Regions from separate parts of the Homo sapiens genome. Here region 2 is linked to region 1. Evidence: read pairs that join two places in POLR2A ChIA-PET (ENCODE). Cell type or tissue: PC-9. All regions are shown on one strand.

The links. Peaks named below come from ENCODE experiments on the same cell type or tissue, not always from the same donor. Only the 100,000 strongest peaks of a DNase experiment are listed, where the experiment ranks them.
Region 2: POLR2A ChIA-PET joins it to region 1 with 5 read pairs; 2 of 35 experiments call an interaction of 5 or more read pairs at or near these places.

Annotation. Positions count from the first base shown.
Region 1 is chr16:19,603,751-19,607,750 of GRCh38, reverse strand. All of the region lies in intron 9 of VPS35L (VPS35 endosomal protein sorting factor like), which reads right to left. Among named protein-coding and RNA genes, the nearest start is that of VPS35L, 50 kb to the right of the region's middle. In PC-9, no CTCF peak of the experiment used is centred here; DNase peaks (open chromatin) are centred at 1,860 and 2,220; H3K4me3 peaks cover 445 bases; H3K27ac peaks cover 2,627 bases.
Region 2 is chr16:19,329,157-19,333,156 of GRCh38, reverse strand. No RefSeq gene overlaps it. Among named protein-coding and RNA genes, the nearest start is that of LINC02858, 3.0 kb to the left of the region's middle. In PC-9, no CTCF peak of the experiment used is centred here; DNase peaks (open chromatin) are centred at 2,206 and 3,066; H3K27ac peaks cover 2,105 bases.

The sequences.
Region 1 (4,000 bases):
CCTACCAGTCACTATGACAACATTGTTGAGAATTCCAGATGCTTTACGGACCTGCGACTGCAACATGAAATGTGATCTAAGCTTTTGCTCTACACATCACAATGGGCCAGAGGAAGGTAAAACAAGGCCTCTGAGGTGAGAAACCAGCCAGAATTATGTTGCCGGCTCACGACTGGCTCCAAGAGAGTCATCTTGTGAAACTGCCAGTTTACTCCATTAGCTATTCTCTTCCTCTTTAATAAAAGAACTCGCATTTTCCTGCAGGACACAGGGCCATCCTTGCAGCTAGGTGTGGTCACGTGGGTCAAGTTCTGGTCCCAGGATATATAAATAGAAGGGCAACTTCTGAGAAGTATCTTTAAGGAAAGGGGCTTGCCTTCCCTCACTTCTTCTTTCTGCTCACTGACTGGAATGCAGACATGACAGCTGGAACCTCTGCAGCCATACTGACCATGAGAGCAACAAGACAGAAGTGAGGATCCTTGGTACCAGGGGCTAGCTGGCCCATCGGCCCTGACCTTCATTACTGTTATTTTGAGTTTTCTGGAACTGGTACCCAAGCTTGATTTTGACATACATATTTTTAAACAGCAGAAATTTATTTCTCACAGTTCTGGACTTGACATACATCTTAAGGAATGGAAGAGAATATGGAGAAATGAAAGAAAAAACACAAAACTTACAAACACCATGAAGGCCTTTGTTAACCTCTCACATGGAAATGATTTCAGCAAAGATTAGAGCTCCATCCCACCACTGGATGTTTTATACTTTTAGGATTAATTCAAAAAGGGAGAAGCTGGCCAGGCACAGTGGCTCATGCCTGTAGCCCCAGCTACTTGGAAGGCTGAGGTGGCAGGATCAATAGAGCCCAGGAGTTTGAGGCTGCAGTGAGCTATGATTGAGCCACTGCACTCCAGCCTGGGCAGAGCGAGACAGAGTAAGACAGAGCAAGACCTTATTTATTTATTCTCTAAAAAATGAATAAATAAATTAAAAGGGAGAAGTTAGTTACTTTAGAATATAGCAAATGATTCTTAGCTTGTTGGCTTTCATCCTGTTTTGCAATGAGTCATTTTCATCCCTGATTCTGTCATTTGGTAGTATATGAAGGTGATCAAAATTCCCATAGAATCAGCAAAAAAAGATAAACCTCTAGGTACTTCTCTAGCAGAGAACAGTCACTAATCACTGCAGATATTTTGAAATTGCAATCTCCTCACTCTATTTTTGGATGTCTGGCATGCTTCATTCACTTGAGAACTATTTGCTTACCATTTTCAAAAGGATGGGAAATGACCATTTTCCCCTTTCCAGCCTAGATCTCTACACATGAAGTAACTTTTTTTTCTACTTTCAAGAGATCCAGACAGGAAAAGATAGCAGTTATTCTTACATTCATTTGTCAATCTTCTCTTTGGGGAGAGGGAAGAGCAGTGTTAATTTCCCTTCATATGACTGAATCTTGTGGCTTAAAATCCAAAAGCAAAAATAGGTCTCTGAGGTCATCTACAAAATCTCTCACTGTCTAGCTGAAGGAACTGAGATTCAGCAATGGCTAAAACAAACTGGTTCAGGTTGCCTGAAAGAGTTGGAAATCAGGCTAAAGGCAGGCTGCCTTGCATACACGCATTGACTACAAGCTATACGACAATCTGCATACACCAATACAGAATCTTTAGGCTTTCCTTCCAGCTCAAGAGATAATTTAGGAAAAGGATTATGTTACGTGGGACTTTAAAATCTTACAGCAAACTAAATATTATATTCCTTTACTTCATGTGCTCAACACAAATGCCTTAAGGGCCAACTAAAGGTGGTGTTCCAGGCTTTGGGGAGATAACAGTGCACAAGGTAGATCCTATCTTCATGAAACTTACATTCCAGTGGGGTGAGACAAATGCTAAACAGGAAAGAGAATAAGCAGGCAAACAAATAAGATAATATCTAACAGCAGTAAGTACTATTAAAGATACTAAACTAGGTATTGGAATAAAGAGTGACTTGAGTGTGATTTAGGGGAAGGGGCTCATTAGATGTAGTGGTCAGAGAAGGCTCCCACAGAGGCAGCATTTGAGCTGAGCCCTGAACTACGAAAGGGAGCCAGCCATGCCTAGATGTGGAAGAAACATATTCCAGGGAAAGAAAACAGCAAGTGCAAGGCCCTGAGGTAGGTATAACCTCACTATGGTCAAAGAACAAAAAGCAAGCCAATTTGCTGAGCAGAAAGGGGAGCAGCCAGCATGACAAGCCAGTTCATACAGGGCTGAAGCCTTGGTGAGGAGTTTGAGAGTTTTTCTAAACATAATGGAAACCCCCTGAAGGGTTCTGGGCACAGGAATGGCAATGACATGACACAGTTTAGACTTCAGCACTTGGGCTGCTACATGGGGACTCCTTCAAAATCTGGAAATTAATTCAGAAGACACTTCAATATAACAAAGAACAGAGATTTTTTTTCTAGCTCCCACTTATTTTTCTTTTATGGTGCTGCTTTTTTTCAAACCTGAACTTCTGTGGGTATTTTAAGAGAAGGCAGGAGACCAATGAGTCTAGTTCTTTCATTTATTTGCCAAGTCTCTACCCTAGCAGCGAGAGGTCTCTTTACGTAACAGTGTTATAGGGATTGGCACCATCTTAGTTAGCATGTGCTGGAAAGGCCAGGTCAGTTAAGGCCACTGCTTATCCCGATGTGGCCCACATCAGCCACAGGGGAAAACTGAAGATGGGAATGCTGAGAAGATGGTGATGGGAACCATAATACAATAAACCCAAATTATCTCTCCCAAGCTGGAAATAAAATGATTTGACTTCTCAGAGTCGATGGTCTCTTTATGCATAAGCTGGATTAAGAACTGTTGGGAAAAAATGACCACATCTAATAGTGTGTGATTTTCATGAACCCAAAAGACACTGTATCTTTCTCAACTCCGAAGAGCTATACCTTAGTTAAAATTCCTGAAGGCAAAGGGCTCAAGTATGAAATTCACCCAACAGAACTTGATTTAAATGGAAAGAATGAGTACAAATGCCACCAAATTTCTCTTCACACATAATCTCTTTGGGCAGAATTCTGCACAGGAGATTTCTAAAGCTTTCATGATAATTATACTTAAGAGTCATTCCTCAGATCACCAACAACTTTGAAAAACATAATCTACTGTTCTTTTCAGGTTCTTGGAACTGGAGCTAACACAAGCAGATGAAGATTTTAGCTAAAAGGAAAACAAACAATGATATCATTTAAAGAAAAAAAAACCAAATCATTTGCTTTGCTCAAGATCAAAAATAGTTATTTGGAGAGGGAAGAATTTTAGTGATAAAAGTGCTATAATTAATGTATCTAAACGAGGACTGATCTGTTGTTTTGAACTTTTAAGTTTAGGCAAGGAGTTAGTTATTAGTAATTTTTCCTTAATTGGCCCTAAAATGTTGTTTGTATAGTCACTGAAGACTGGGAGAAAGGAAGATTATTGCAGTAGAGGCAAATTCAAATGCTTCTGGGGGCCAGGCAGGTAAATATGAAAATTTTTAAGAGGTTGGGTATATAACAATAGGAAGAACTAGAGCCTGTATCAAAAGTCATTTTTTTTTAAATGCTGTTGTTGCCAAAAAAAAAAAAAAACCTATTTTGGTTCAGTTCCACCTGTTGGCTCAAGTTTGCTGCCAATGGTATAGCATGCTACATGCTGGCAAGTGTATATTAAATAAATGGATTCGGCCGGGCGTGGTGGCTCATGCCTGTAATACCAGCACTTTGGGAGGCCAAGGTGGGTGGATCACCTGAGGTCAGGAGTTGAAGACCAGCCTGGCCAACATGGTGAAACCCCATCTCTACTAAAAATACAAAAATTAGCTGGGTGTGGTGGTGCACACCTGTAATCCCAGCTACTTGGGAGGCTGAGGCAGGAGAATCGCTTGAACCCAGGAGGCGGAGGTTGCAGTGAGCTGAGATTGCGTCATTGCCCTCCAGCCTGGGCAACAAGAGTGAAACTCCATC
Region 2 (4,000 bases), 270 kb after region 1:
GGGCTTTGCCATAGTGGGCATTAAGGAAGGGCACTTAAAGTAGCAAGAAGAGACACATGTTCACATTGCCTGCCATGTTTGTATTTGTTTCCATGTAGATTTTTTCTATTGCAAGTGACAGAAACCCAAAACAAGCCAGCAGTAAGTGAAGTTTATTGGTTCTTGTAATTAGGAATCTCAGCGGTGGGCCCAGGGACTCAAACAACAACGTCAAGAATCTCTGTCTTTTGGCTGAGCTCCTCTCTGTGCTTTGGCCTCAATGAAGAAGGAGTCCTTAGGCCATACCAAGCTGCCATCAGTCAGCTCAGCTAGGTATTCTAGAGGGAAGACAGCTTGGTATTAGAGGGAAGAAATATTACTCTCTCCTGGTAAAATCTCAGAGAACCATTTGATTGGACCAGGGGAGTCATGTGCCTCCCCTTGAAACAACCACAGTGGCCAGAAGAATGGGGCTTAGCTGAGATAACACAAATGAGGTGCCCAGCACACAGTGGGCTCTTGGTAAGGATTGGTTCCTGGTACTGTCCCTCCCTCACAGCACCCAACCTCAAGTCTGTTATTTTTATGTAAACATGTTTCTTCCCTACTGGATTGTGAGCCCCTCAAGGAAGGAGGCTGAATATAATCTCGTGTTTTTAGAGCTGTAACAGCCTGGCAGCCACAAGAGTAGGATCAGAGGCCGGGCACGGTGGCTCAGGCCTATAATCCCAGCACTTTGGGATGCTGAAGAGAGAAGATTGCTTAAGGCCAGGAGTTCAAGACCGGTCTGGGCAACACAGTGAAGCCCCATCTCAGTAAGAAAAAAAAAAAAAAAAAAAAAAGAGAGAGCAAGAAGGATCATCAAACAGGTTGCAAGCACATCTTTCTTTCTTTCTTTCCTTCCTTCCTTTCTTCTGTCTTCTTTCCCCTTCCTCCTTCCTTCATTCCTTCCTTCCTTCCTTTCTGTTTTTAAAGTGAAAGCAAGTTTATTAAGAAAGTAAAGGAATAAGAGAATGGCTGCTCCATAGGCAGAGCAGCCCTGAGGGCTGGTTACCCATGTTTATGATTATTTCTTGATTATATGCTAAATAAGGGGTGGATTATTAATCAGTTTTCTGGGAAAGGGGTGGGCAATTCCCAGAACTGAGGGTTCCTCCCCTTTTTAGACCATGTAGGGTAACTTCCTGATGTTGCCGTGACATCTGTCAACTGTCGTGACACTGGTGGGGGTGTAGCAGTGAGGATGACCAGAGGTCACTCTCGTCACTATCTTGGTTTTTGCCAGCTTCTTTACTGCAACCTGTTTTATCAGGAAGGTCTTTATGACCTGTATCTTGAAGCACATTTCTTTAGATCTGTCCCATACCCTATGGAGAACTACGCACAAGCTATTGATTCCTTCACAACTTGCCGTAAGAGTTCCAAGGCATGTGTGCCCAGAACACAGAGCTCTCAATTCTTACATCAAGTCCTGTGTTTGTCTCTTTAGTGATAGGCTCTTGGAAGTAAAATTATTGGGTCAGAAACCATTGAACATGTCCAGACTCCCAACAAAAACTCCCAAATTGCTTCCAAAGTTTCTCAAATCAGCCTTCCCAATAACAGTATATGAAGGTGTCTATTTCACTACAACACCTCCAACACCAAATGTTTTCTATCTTTTACATTTCTGAAGGAAGAATCATGTCATCCTGCTGATGTTTTGGTTCCCTGTATCTTATTATGGAGCTGGCCATGGTTACTGGCCATTTGGATTTTCTCTGAGCCACTTCTGAGCAGAGAGGGACACACAGCCCATATAATGACATTGGGGCCTCTGTATCACATTTTCAAATCTCCCCATGCTCCTAATGCCTATTGCAGGAAATGGAACAAGGTTGGTGCTCATTTGTATCTGCTGAAGGGCACTGAGTCTCTTTGCAGTCAGCAGTGGTCTTGCCAAGCTGTTCCTTGTGGTTGGAAGCACTCCAGCTTTAGAAATCACACAAAGCAAATTGCAAACAGTGAGTGGAATAAATATTTGAGCATTTCAGAGCCACGGTGGCTTTGATTGTTAAGCCAAGTGTCTTGCTGAGGGGCAAGAATCTGAGACTGACAGATCACAGGCTATGGAGGCCTTTGGTGGGTTGGACCCGCTGTGCTATTTGGCAAACCTGCCCCCAAAGACTCATTTGGAAGCTACAGAGCGAATAGTTCAAGGCTACTGCGGAAAGTGCTGCCTCATGGGGCATGTATTGGAAGTGACTTGCCGTGTGACTCATAGGCTTTTTGGCCTCAAGGAACTCAGAAGGGCGGCATCAGCTTACCCTGACCACCAGTCAGACTGCATCAAATCATGCCCTCCATGACAGCTAAAGTGCCCACCAGTCCCCCAGCCTGGCCCTGGAGACTGGTCCTGACCTGGTCTCTACCCTCCCTCCCAGCGCCATCTCCTATTGTTTCCGTTCCTGTGTATTGAGAACAATTGTTCCCACTTCTTTGGGTATGAGCATAAGTTTGAAATCAGAGAGCTCTGCGTTCAAGTTGTGGCTTCATTATTACATTCTGAGTGCCGAGTATGGTGCTTGTTATGTAGGAATGAGTCAATAAATAGTTTTATTTTTATTTTCTTATTAAAAACATTTTTTTAAAGAGATGAGGTCTCTCTATGTTGCCTAGGCTCGACTCAAACTTCTGGGCTCAAGTGATGCTCCTGCTTCAGCCTCCTGAGTAGCTGGGACTACAGGTGAGTGTCACTGCACCTGGATTACAAAAACAAGTCTTAAAACACATGACTCCTAGTCACTCAAAATGTGTTCCCTAGACCAGCAGCATAGGGATCACCTGGGAACTTCTTAGAAATGCAGGCTCTCAGGCCCTGGTCCAGACCTGCTGAACAGGAATCTGCATTTTCACAAGATCCCCAGGTGACTCTTATGCACATAAGAGTTTGAGGAACACTGACCTAATTCATAGAATTGGTCTGAAAACCAGTGACATCAGATGTGTAAGTGCCTGGCAAAGAGTTTGGTATATCATAGATGCTCAAATGACGAGTCATCTCTTTCTCTGTCTCTTCCACACTCCTGTCCTAGAATGCAAAATCTCTGAAGCCAGGGGCCCTGTCTCATTTCTCTTGAGACCATCAGCCAGATTTCACAGCTGACTCATAGTAGGTGCTTAGAAAATTTTTAAGTGCTGACAATTTGGCATAGTTTAGTCCAGTAATTTTTCAGGCTGCAGGTTGCAAACCATTAGTGGGTTGGGAAATGAATTTAGTGGACTTAGTGGATTTAAAAATAATTAGAGGAGGATTCTGGGAAGATGGCAGAGCAGGAAACATCAGGAATCCGTCTCCCTACCTAAATAACAATTGCACTGGCAGAATCTATTTGATGTAACTATTTTTGGCTGAGCACAATGGCTCACACCTGCAATGCCAGCACTTTTAGAGGCCGAGGTGGGTGAATCACTTGAGCTCAGGAGTTTGAGACCGGCCCACACTCTCTCTCTCTCTCCTGTCTCTCTGTCTCTCTCTCTCTCTCTCTCTCTCTCCTGTCTCTCTGTCTCTCCCTCTCTCTCAATCTCTCTCTCTCTCTCTCTATATATATATATTATATATATATATATATTTGTATTTGATGTAACTATTTTATAACACTGGCATCTATTTGAAGGATTGCAACTTCCAAGAGAAGGCTTGGATGGTAAATTGTGGTTAATTTCAGTCAATTTCAGCTGGTAGCAAGATAACAGTTACCTATCCTCAGCATGGTGGCAGGGAACTGTCCACATGTTCCTATAGCAGCTTGCAGGTTGCAAGGGAGCCAGGGTGAACAAAAGGAGCTTTGTCTTTAAAAAATTGGGGCTCTGTGTTCTGATTGTGATTGCTGCTCCTGATTATGACGGTGCGGACACATGGTGGGTAGCCATTGTTGCCCACCTCCCTATGCTATTGCAAGCTCCTCCCCCTCTGGCTGAAGCAACTTCCAGGGGATTTAAAGGGCCCTTTTTTTTTCTTTTCTTTTGCTCTCCTCAACCT